Linked DNA regions of Homo sapiens: region 2 is linked to region 1. Evidence: chromatin contacts called from ENCODE Hi-C or POLR2A ChIA-PET data. All regions are on one chromosome and are shown on one strand. Each heading gives the region's core, a stretch centred on a gene start or an enhancer-like site at or near the end of the contact. The rest is flanking DNA. Distances are from core to core; before and after follow the strand shown. Region 1 overlaps EHF (ETS homologous factor). Region 2 overlaps SLC1A2 (solute carrier family 1 member 2).

Evidence for each region. Hi-C counts contacts between places; a loop is a spot of excess contacts on that map. ChIA-PET counts read pairs that join two places held with the same protein, here RNA polymerase II (POLR2A).
Region 2: a loop to region 1 is called in a map of gastrocnemius medialis, with 2.9 times the contacts of the local background. The contact joins two enhancer-like sites. A Hi-C loop is called at or near these places in 1 of 168 maps with a recorded cell type or tissue (gastrocnemius medialis). POLR2A ChIA-PET finds 5 or more read pairs at or near these places in 1 of 52 experiments (MCF 10A).

The regions. Positions count from the first base shown.
Region 1 is chr11:34,652,358-34,658,051 of GRCh38, reverse strand. It overlaps EHF (ETS homologous factor), which reads right to left. Exons shown (of 9, transcript NM_012153.6): 7 at 1,082-1,144. Among named protein-coding and RNA genes, the nearest start is that of EHF, 34 kb to the right of the region's middle. Within about 2 kb of position 3,056, at least 21 of the 41 ENCODE cell types and tissues checked have a DNase peak (open chromatin) inside an H3K27ac peak, as active enhancers do; they include gastrocnemius medialis, where a contact is called at or near this core.
Region 2 is chr11:35,361,774-35,367,467 of GRCh38, reverse strand. The region is part of intron 1 of SLC1A2 (solute carrier family 1 member 2); the gene reads left to right. Among named protein-coding and RNA genes, the nearest start is that of SLC1A2-AS2, 54 kb to the left of the region's middle. Within about 2 kb of position 3,272, at least 19 of the 41 ENCODE cell types and tissues checked have a DNase peak (open chromatin) inside an H3K27ac peak, as active enhancers do; they include gastrocnemius medialis, where a contact is called at or near this core.

The DNA of each region.
Region 1 (5,694 bases), core at 1,807-4,306:
TTACTCCCAGAATAGATGAGGGTGGTAGGGAAAGGGGTGGTCACGCAGGGACTGGAGGACCCAATTTGAAAATGAAGCCACTACTGCAATAAGATTATCAACCAAATTCAACTTTACTCCCACTGAATTTTTGATGCCCCACCCCCACCCCACCCACCTTTCGAGGGGTTGCATTAATATGGTTTTGTGGGATTATGTGAAAGAGCAGATAAAGACATTCTAATTCCTCATAATTTCTGGATTATACCTTTTTTTTTTTTCTGAGACAGGATATCACTCTGTGGCCCAAGCTGGAGTACAGTGGTGCAATTACAGTTCATCACAGCCTAGACCTCCCTGGCTCAAGCAATCCTCCTGCCTCAGTCTCCCAAGTAGATGGGACTACAGGCACGTGCCACCATGCCCAGCTAATTTTTGTATTTTTTTGTAGAGATGGGGTCTCGTCATGTTTCCCAAGCTGGTCTTGAACTCCTGAGCTCAAGTGATCCACCCACCTCAGTCTCCCAAAGTGGTGGGATTACAGGCCTAGATTATACCATCTTGATTTCTTTCTGTGTTCCACCCACAATTCCATGTCTCTGATATTTCGTATATGTTCATAAGATTTTATTACTGAAGGAGACCCAACTCCCAAAGAGCAGTGTTGAATCTTAAGAAAAAACAGTCATTTCTTGGAATGGTAACTCCACAAAGGTAGGAGGCCAACATTTAGCAAAAGAAAGGATGATACATCTCAGCTGTTTCTTCTTATCTCGCTCCTCTTCCCACCCTTTTCTTCTGGGAGAGAGGAAATTGCCAACCCCATGCCTGCAAGCAGTTCTTAGGCACTGGGTGTCTCAGTTTTAGAGCACATATGACAGAACAGGGAGGAAATGTCCAGTGGGGCTCCACTTTGAGAAACAGCTGCAGAGGGGGCTTACTTTGCTAGCAAGTGATGCCTCTATTTTCTCACTCCACCCTGTTTGGGATGAAGACATGAAGGCAGCAGACAGAGGCGATATTTGCCAAAAAACTAGTGGCCTCCAGATGTGCCCGATGTGATGGGAAGGACCAAAGGCCATCTGAAAGCCAGCCAACTTACTGTGCTTTTTGGTGTGGCACTTGGCAGGGGGGTCTTGCTCCTTTTTCATATCAGGTGACTCTGCTAAGGAGAAAAATGAGAGGCGTTTAATTGACCTATTTCCTATAATTCTCTTTTTTATTCATGCATCCACTCATTTAAACAATATTTACTGAGCACCTACTGCATGCCTGGCACCTTTGAGTATGTGCTAGTGAACCAAACAAAACAGAGATGATAAATGCTATGGAGAAAAATGATGCAGGTTAAGAAATGGAGATAGATGTATGGACTTGGGAATAATTTGCAATTTGATACAAGGTGGTCATAGGAGACCTCTCTGATTCCACGACCTAAAGGATATGAGGGAAAAGGTCATGCAGAGAGCTTGTGCAACAGCCTTCCATGTGTAACATAGAAGTGCAAAGGCCCTGAGGTTGATGTGTGTTTGGTATATGCATGCTGTAAGAGGCAGAGAGGGAGGAGCTGAGGTTCTGATCATTAATCCCTTATGGGACTTTTAAGGACATGACTCTGAGAAAGATGGAAGCCATTGAAAGATTTAGATCATTGAAAAATTTGTGGTTTTTTTTTTTTAGCATAATAGAAAAATGTAAACATTTATAACAAAGGAAGATGACTTTTAAGCCAGAGGAGTGCCCTTTTTTGGCATGCAAAGTTACATTTTAATCAGCCTGACAAAGGCGCCATTGAGTGGCCCAAGCTCAATACAGAGGGCCACAGTGGACTATGGAAACACAGATTAGTTTAACAAATGACTCATTATGGCAACCTCTGCGACTATTACCAAAGAGGAGATGATGGAGGCGGACCTGGGAAATAAAAATTCTTCTCAGAAAGAAAACTAAATGATCTAGCCGTGTGTGTGTGAGTGTGAGTGTGTGTGTGTATATGTGTGTGTGTGTGTGTGTGTGTGTATTGGGAGGACCAAAGTAGATCTTACAAAGACTCTCACACTCAAAAATCAGCCAATTTTAATACAAAGTAGTCCCTAAATACAAGCCAATTATTTTAAGAAATTGGGCCAGTAAAACTGATCTCTTTCATGTGCCCTTCCTAAACTAGGGTCCACTGACCCAGTGTGGCCTTCAAGGGCCCCTGGACTGACTGAAACCATATATGAAGGGAGAGGGTTCACAGCATCCATTCAATTATCAGGAGAAGCCTATTATTCAAAAAAGCTATGAACTGCCAGCCATTAGCTCCTAATTAAATTGGTTAAGAAAAAAAAGCTACTGTTTATTGAGCACTTACTATGTACCAGGCACTGTACTAAGCACTTTAAATGAATCACTTTATTTAATTCACACAATAACTCTATGACACAGGTACTAATATGATCCACAGTTTTCAGCTGTGGAGGATCTGAGAAACAGAGGGGTCAAATGACTTGACTAGAGTCACACAGCTGGAATGTGGAGCCAGGATATGAACACAAACAGTTTGAATCCAGAAGCTTTACTCATAACCATGATTCTATGTCATTTCCAGAAATGGTGGCCGGCACATAATCTCCCTTTGCACATAACAGATTTCACACAAGCCTTTCTTGCCAAGAATCAGGTTCACTTCTGTAATGCTCTTGTTAGTAGAAAAGATAATTTCAATCTGACAATTCTATATTTCCCAACGTTCATGGGCCCTTTCAACCATCTTATCACCCAGCTAATCAAGACTCAGTGTTCCCAGCAATTTCTCGAAACGTCATGGCAGGATGGAGAGAGGGATTTAATAAGACCTCAGTAAACAAGAAACCTCTCATCCTGGTTAAGAATTTCTCTCCTGGCATTGTCACTAGCAGGGCCTGCACCTGACTTGGGTTTCTCTGAAATCCGAGAGGACAAATTCACAGGAAATGCAAGGAGACTTCACTCTCCCTCCCTGTAGGTTGCAGGGTGAGGTTGCAACATCCCATCAGGATGTGACAATATTGCGACAGGTCTGGCATCCACCCCGGTTTCCAAGTGATACATCACTCTGACAGGGCCACGTTGTACTGCAGACAAAGAGTGGCATTTACCCAGCAGGCCACAAGCAAAGCTCATTTTCAAATGACATCCAGGAGGGATGCAGGGCCATTATTTCAGAGCCAGGAGTTGAATTCAGAAAAATACAAGAGTCTCTCAGTATATTGGCCTCAATTATTGTTTGTGGGTTCCTAGTTGATCTAGAATCAGTTACTTCAGAGTTCAGGTGCCTTTGTGAATAAGACGAAAACCTTGGACCCTCTCCTCAGAAAAAAATGCACATATATGTACACATGAAATTTTGTCAACAATTTCAGGGGGCTGTGGCCCATGCAGCAGTCCATGGACTCTAAAACCTCTACACTAGATAAACCATGAGGAAATATTCTTTGAGTTGTCAGCCGTTTACCCAAGCTAGGCTCCACCCAGCTAGGAACGTTCTTTTTTTAATCCCCAAATAAAAATCTTTCCATCATCATAAAGGGGAATAAGCAGTCAAAGGCAAAAGAAGAACCTAATTTCTTCCAGACCTCTCTGCCTGTTGCAGTGTGCAGGGGTAAGCCGTGGAATCACTGGCCTGCTTTACCACTGATATCTTTTGATCTTTAACCTCTCTTTAATATGTGTCCTTCTTCTGCCCTAGGATAAAAGTCAAGACCTTTGAAGTTAGCCATGTGGTTAAGTGATTCATTCTTATAAAATAATGGCTTGCCCTGGAGAAGTTGTCCAGCCTGGCTTTCTCTTGCTTGGCTCCCAGGCACTCCAGGCCAAGGTCCTATCCAGTCCAGGCAGGGGCAGCAACAAGCCACAGGTTTGTGATGCAAGTGAGAGAGCGTGACTTCAGCTAAGCTGCTTCGCAAGAAGCAAAGATTAGAAGCATTTGCATATGATTCAGCTGTGAGCCATTTCTTTACGGGATATACAAATTTCAGTGTTCTAATAGACCGTGCCACCCTAGCTTTAGGCTCAACAAGTCAGTGGATAAACACATCAAGCCCGAGCTGGCATGACAGGCTGGAGGACTGTCGAGCAGAACAGGACACCGGCAGCGGGCATTTTATGAAATGGGCAGATGACAGAGAAATCAAAACAAAGCCTATTTCCCCACCTGCGTTTATCACAGAGGGCATCAGTTTACGCTGGGCCTCGCCTTAGCTCAGCTGGTAACTAGCATTAAAACATAGAAAGATATTTCACTGCATTCAATTACATGGGAGCTCGAAAAATAAAGACTCAGGCAAATGACCAAGGTTTTTCCGGGGTTCTGCTTCCATGCAGTAGAGACTATAAACTATTCTGAAAGAAACTGACCCATATAAGGCTGTAATTAACTATCCTACTGAAGGGCTATTACCCCAATGAATACACCAACCCCAGAGACTGCATTGATTCTTTAGGGCCTGGGTGATTGATCTCATTTTCCAGCCTGGGTTACAATCACAGGATAGAAATGGGGAGCTGCAGCAAACAAGGATCAGAAGGGTAAGGAGAGAAGATTCCTGAGCCCATCTTAAGAAGGACTATTGAAAAATACAATCGGTGGACTCAGGAGAGAGCGAGTTCCTTGCTACTGCAAATGCAAAAGCAGAAACTGGCCTCTAAGGCCCCTATTGATTTTGAGATTCTAGAAGGTGTAAGTCAAGATGTAGAAAAGAGGATGGCCCAGCTGTCAGGGCAGCAGAGCTGTAACTATGATGTTTTTGTTTCCCGGGTGCCTCAAGACCTACTAGCCCCTGAGGCTCAGGAAGTGGTTGGTTCAGCTTTATTCTTAGTTGGAATTTTTTGCCGTAAGTCAAAGACCCAAGTGGAAGGATGGAAGGATGGAAGGATGGAAGGATGGAAGGATGGAAGGATGGAAGGATGTGGGAGATGACACTGTAGGAAGTCGCAGAGGAACTCAGAGTGTGACTTGGGAGGTTTCCTCAGCCCTGAACCCCATGGTCTTGACTGAGTGGCAATGATTGCCACAGAAATTTTACCCCGGTTGGCTCAGTTCCCCCAGAATAGCAAATACACAGCCAAGCCTTGCCAGTGTTTGATCTATTCCCTAATTTTAACAAATACCTCAAGTGACACATAATGCTAAGGACCACTGGGGGAAGGAGAAGTCGAGAGCTATGCTGGCCTCAGCTCTTAATCTCAATTCCAGAAGCATTTACATTGGCTCCCAGCCCCATCTCATTTAAGGGGCTTGACCCAAACAAAACCTCAAACCAAAACCTTTCATTATTTCAGTTCTCAAAAGCAAAAACAAAAACAGAAAAAAAGAGGAAGGAAGGGTTGCAGACTAATTTCTTTCACAAAGACCCAATTAAATCCCATTTCTGAAGTTGCTCCAAATTTAATTCCAGGAGAGAGGCACTATCACTTGTGACTGATGTCTAAGTGCCATTTCATAGACCCAAAGAGATCCACAAGTTCATACTCAGATCACGGGAAACCATAAGATCCTCTTTCAACCATTTCCCACACTGTACACGCCAATGCACCTATTTGTAGGTGGGGGTGGTAATCTGAAATCCCCTCTCCCAGACTCCCAACATCCCAAACTTCTCACCCAGTGTAACCTTGGTTAAGGAGCATGGATAGCCCCAGTTGCATCCAAGCTTAACCAAATGCAGCTAAAGTGAACGTAACTCATAAAAT
Region 2 (5,694 bases), core at 2,023-4,522, 710 kb before region 1:
GAACCATAGAAGCTGAGTGCTGGGGACGGAACTTAAGCTCAGGATCAGATCCTGTGTTAGACACATGAGGGTCCAGATGCAGAAGGCATTTCCCCCAAGGTCACCCTGGCTGAGAGCAACTGCAGTGTGAATAATTATTTCATCCATTTCTGGGTCAAGTTCCTCATCTTGAGTCTCTTTTTCCCACAACAGCCACCAGGCATGAACTGGCCCATGGTAAAACCCAGATAGCTCAGGGTCAAATCTACCAGTTATTGTAGGTGCTCACCAATGCCCTGGCACTGCACAAAGCACCATGCATTACAAAGAAACTCCACAAAGAGAAGGAAGTAAACAACTGTCTCCAAACTCAAGGAGATGACAGGGTTATGCTATATGATTTTTACCCTTAGATGAGTATCATTTGGGAGGTAAGTAGCAAGTCTGCTATGATAGAGTCAGTTAGGAAGGTCCTCCCAGGAGTGAGAAGCCCTGTATTAGTCAGCTTTGACCAGGTTCTGCTTCAATAACAACCACTCCCATGTTTCAGTGATTTCCAACAACAAAATTTGATTTTGTGTCTGTTACACATTGGTTGCAGGGCAACTGCATGCATTTACTGTACCTTCTTCACCTAGGACCCGGGCTGAAGCAGCAGCCAGGGCCACACCTCTCTTAAACCAGAGGGGAAAAGAGCAATAGCAGAACCATGGGGAACTTCCTAATGCTTCTACTTGGAAGTGGCATGTGTTACTTCTGTTTTGTGTTGGTTTGGGTTCCTAGGAGCAGATTTTACAACACGGCTTCAAACTCATACAGATTATTAGGGAGATATAGGAAACATCAATCAGGGAATGGAGAAATGAGACAAGGAAGGCAGTCAGGAGAACATGTGTTATCAAGCTAGCTACCACTGTGGACAACTCCAGTTCAGTCCCATGGAGAAATTCTGGAAAACAGGGCAAATCATGTGCCTTAGAATTACCCTCCTGAGGAACAAGGGAGCTGGTATATTTACACAACCAAACCTTCCAGACATGGGTTGAAGGCTACTCCTGAGGAGTTTTAATTTCCTAGCACTTCCAGCCCGTGTGTACACACAGAGAGTAGCCTTCTAGCTTCCGAGAAAGCACTCAGACAAAGAGATAGATGCTAGCAGTTACAAGTTGGCTGGAGTGCATTAGAGGGACAGAGAGGAGGGACGTGAGTGGGGCACTGAGAGCATCTGAGACATGCTCACATTTCTTTATCCAAAGGAATTCACGTGGCAAAGGACGTCTTCAGGGATAGAGAAGTGTAATCCTCCCACAGAGGTGCAGCAATACTTGAGAACCAAAACAGGCCCTGAACCCTGATTCATAAGTATAATAAACTCTAGTTGACACAGTACATGTAATAGATGGTTAACTGAGAGCTACCATCCAGACCAGGGTGTTTTGACCTCAGCACTATTGACATTTGGGGCTGGCTAATTCTTTGCCGTGGAGGACTGTTTTATGCATTATAGCATGTTTAGCAGCATTCCTGTCCTCTACCCACTTGGTGCCCATAGCCTCCCTCCCCTCACCTCATAATTGTGACAACCAAACATGTCTCCAGGTGTTGCCACGTGTTCCTAGGGGAAAAGTCACCCCTGTAGAGAGCCACTGATGTAGACCATATATGCATTGCTAATTCCCAAGGAACTGAAATAAATTGTGGATGCCTCGATGGAGGTGTGCACAGCCTGATGGGAGAGACAGACAGACAGACATATAAACTGTAATGGCCAGTCCACCCTGGGTAACAACAATTTGAATTATGTAAAGAAAACAGAAATAGTTCAGGAGTGGTAAACATCACTTTTGTTGCAGGCTGGGGATGGTCAGGGAAGTCTGCAGAGACAGAGACAGCAGAGCGGGGTTTTAAAGGATGAAGAGGAGTTTTTCGGATGAGTGATCCCACATGTAGAAGTTAATGTTTCTGCTTGAAAATGGCATGTGTTACTTTGGTTCTGTGTTGGTTTGGGTTCCTAGGAGCAGATTTTACGACAAGGATTCAAACTCACACCGTTTATGATCTTTGGTGATTGTGGAGACTTGGGAATGCTACACTGAGACTGATGCTGGAAATGCTGACCTCAGAGCCAGGCTGATGGCAGGGCTGTAGTTACACCAGCTTTACCATATCATTGATCATGTGTAAGGAGCAATGTCAAGGGCTTTGGAGGCACTTAGAGGAGTTGCCCAAATGGCATGGATACAACCCAGCCCCAGAGGGACCAGAAGCACCTTTGCTGTATTATTTTAGTCAAGGGAGAAAGCCAGCTTATTCCTCGGCCTCCTCAGTATCATCTCCTGACCCATCCACTTTGATGTTTGTCCCATGTGTTGTGCAAACAAAACTGGATGTGGATTTGTCACTTAACATCTCTCTGCCTCAGTTTCTTGACCTGTTAAACAGAGATCATAAGGTTTTCTCTCTTGCTAGTTTCACAGTCTTACTCTAAAACGCATTGGCTGTGCGTTCAGATGAACCTGCCCTGCTCTGCCATCCACCAGGTATGGACTTCTTTTTCTCCATTTTCTCATCTGTAATATGGGCTTAATACCCACCTCACAGGGTTGTCTTGAGGACTGAATTGTGTGATGTCTATAAGCCCTCAGCCCTGCACCTGGCACACACAGTAAGAGAATAAATGACCATAAATATTAAGAAATAGGTTGAGTGTGCATAATGATAGCTAACTTGTATTGAGTGCAGGTGATGTTCCAGGCACCATCATGGGGGTGTGTATGTATTAACCTATGACTACAATAGGTATCCTGATTATCTCCATTTTACATATGAAGAAACTAAGGCTCAGGGAAATCTGATCACTTACCTAATGTGTGTAGTTAGTGAGTGGTATTCAAACTTCAGCAGACTGTTGAGCAAGTAATTGCTTTGCTGGATTGTTTAGTGCTTGGCATTTTACCATAGCTCTTTGAAAAGAAAATCAAGTCTTTAGGTAGATAGTTACATTCACCAAATGATTAGAGCCAGTGTAGCTACTACTGGGTAAATGAACTTTTCTTACTATTGACTGAGGCCCCTTTAGTACACTTACAGAATATTAATAAGAAAGTAGGTGAGAAGAAATGTATTTTTAATCACAGTATCTGAGCTGGCTTCTCAGTGTGAGTCTACATGGGTAGATGATGAATCACCCCAAACTGACCCTTTCCAGAAATGCCTTGTGAGGGCAGCACAAAGGAAAACTTTCCATTGCTTAACTCTCCCCACAGCCCCCACCCTCAGCTATTGAAATAAAATGCCAAGAGGCTGCTTGCCAGCTCCTGGACACCACCTCCAGAACAGCAGGGAGTGTCTTCTCTCCCTTTGTGGCAGGGACACATATGGTGTTCTTAGTGTCAGAGCAAGCAGACTCTGTTCCAAGAGCTGCTTTTCAATCCAGCCTCTGTGCATGGGATGGCAGCAATGGAAAACAGTGCAGGGTCCTGGGTCTGAGGGTCATCCTCTTTCTGCCGGTGCCCCTGCCACCTGCTAAGCTCTTGTCTTTGGTGGAACAGGAAATACCACTCAGTGCAGGTACAGACCTAGCCTGCCTTGTACACCTCCGTGTCCTGGTCCTTTGTAGATGCTTGAATGAGAACCAATCAGTGAGGAAAAGGTATGATGCCCCTCCTGTTCAAAACACCTATTGAGTACCAAGTACTACACCCAGATATCATTTTCTTCCTTCTTTCTTTGGCTCAGGTCCTAGCTCCAGACCTTGTCAGCCACGTGTCCTGGAGCAAGTTATTTTCTCTCTCTTTGCCTCATCAAGAAGATGGACATAATAATAATTCCGTGCAGAGAGTTGCTGGAAGAACTCAGTATAAAGCAACTGGCTGACAGAAAGTGCTCTAAGTGCTAGTTCCTCTGTCATTTTGAGACCAAGCCAGATGTGTTAGAGATGTCCCTGGGGGAACTTGTATCCTGGAATTTGACAGCCTGGAGAGATCTGAAGGCATTCTCTGGTCCTGTACCCCAAATGAGGTTTGAAACCCTCCAATGAGCTCCCTATTTTGTAAGTTACAAAACCTTTGGCAACCGAGAAGAGGCATCTGTAGCAACTTTAGCTGTGTCCCAAGCTCCAAGCCATCCGCCCTTCCTTCCCCACTACCAGGCAACAGCCTGCTGTCTGCCTCCTACTCAGACATCCACGGTCTGGAACAACCCCAAAATTGTCATCTGGGGCAGAATACACAACACCCAAAAGATGGTTTTGCTTTCTGAACCTCACCTGCAGCCACTCCTGGCTTCTCCACTTCCCATCCTTTATGACATTCATGCTGCACACCTCCCCTTCTCTAGAGAGACAGTAAGCCTCTCCAGTGAGAGGCAGGGTGTGCAATAGTAACATGCATTGGCTCAGGAGTCCGACTTTGAGGGTCTGCCGCTGACCTGCTTTGTGAACTTCAGCAAGTTGCTCAGTCTCTCTGTGCCTTCTTCTTGTCCCCAATAGGAATAATAGTAGTGCTACCTCATCAGGTTTTTGAAAGATTCAAACAAGCCAAATGTGAAGCATTTAGAATGTGGCTGGCACATAGTAAGTCTTCAGTGAAGATTAGCTAGTATCATTGTCCTAAAGTGATAAATGTCACCAAAAGGGGGAGTAGATGCTGCAACTAGAAGTTGGATGTAGTCAGGCTGCTAAGACATGAGACCTGAAAATCCAGTTTGCTGTGGATTTGCCATGGATTCCCATGGCGACTCTCAAAAGCAAAGTTGCTCAAAGGCCATTTAAGGCTCATAAAGTCAATGGTTGTTTTGCCTAAGAAATTTTTGTGGAATGAACAAATACAACATAGTAAGGATAATCATAATAGTTACCATATGTTGCATGCCACATTCCAGGCACTTTCACATGTATTGATGGAATTAATTTTCACTACAGTCCCGTGAATAGTTATTATTATTATCATCTGTTGTATGAATGAAGTATTTGAGGTTCACAGATGTTAGATAATCTGTCCAAGGCCACACAGCTCATGAGTGTTGAAAGTAGGATTGGAATCTCAGGTGGTGCTCCAAAAGATGTCCACTGCAGGCCACAGGATTCTTTATTTTAACATATTTATCTATGGCTGCTATTAGGAACCAACTGAAGAACAGTCCTCTCTCAGATGTTATATCTCCTGTGAAAATTTCAGATTGGGATTGAAATGGCCCAGGGAGGGGCCAGAGACAGCTATGAAAGAGCCACAGATATGGTGAGGAGTGTGTCTAGATGATCCAGACACCTGCGGGGATTGTGCAGAGCAGAGCTCTGCATCAGGCCACATGCAAAACATCTTGGGCATCTGCTGTCTGGGGTAGATGGTAGTTTGGAGAGTCCCCTGGCCCGATCTCCACCATTGCCTATACCAGGTGAGAACTGAAGCTCCATTCTCTGTGCTAACCTCTGGTCAGATTAATAATTCTATATAGCAGCCTGAATCCTACCAATATGATGACAAAAGTCTTTAATTATTTATTTATTTTTGAGACAGGGTCTCACTGTGTCTATCACCTAGGCTAGAGTGCAGTGGTGTGAACGTGGCTCACTGCAGCCTCAACCTCCCAGGCTCAAGTGATCCTCTACTTCAGCCCTTGGAGTAGCTGAGACTGCAGGCAGGCATCACCATGCCCAGTTAATTTTTGTATTTTTGTGGAAGACTTGGTTTTGCCATGTTGTCCAGGGTGGTCTTG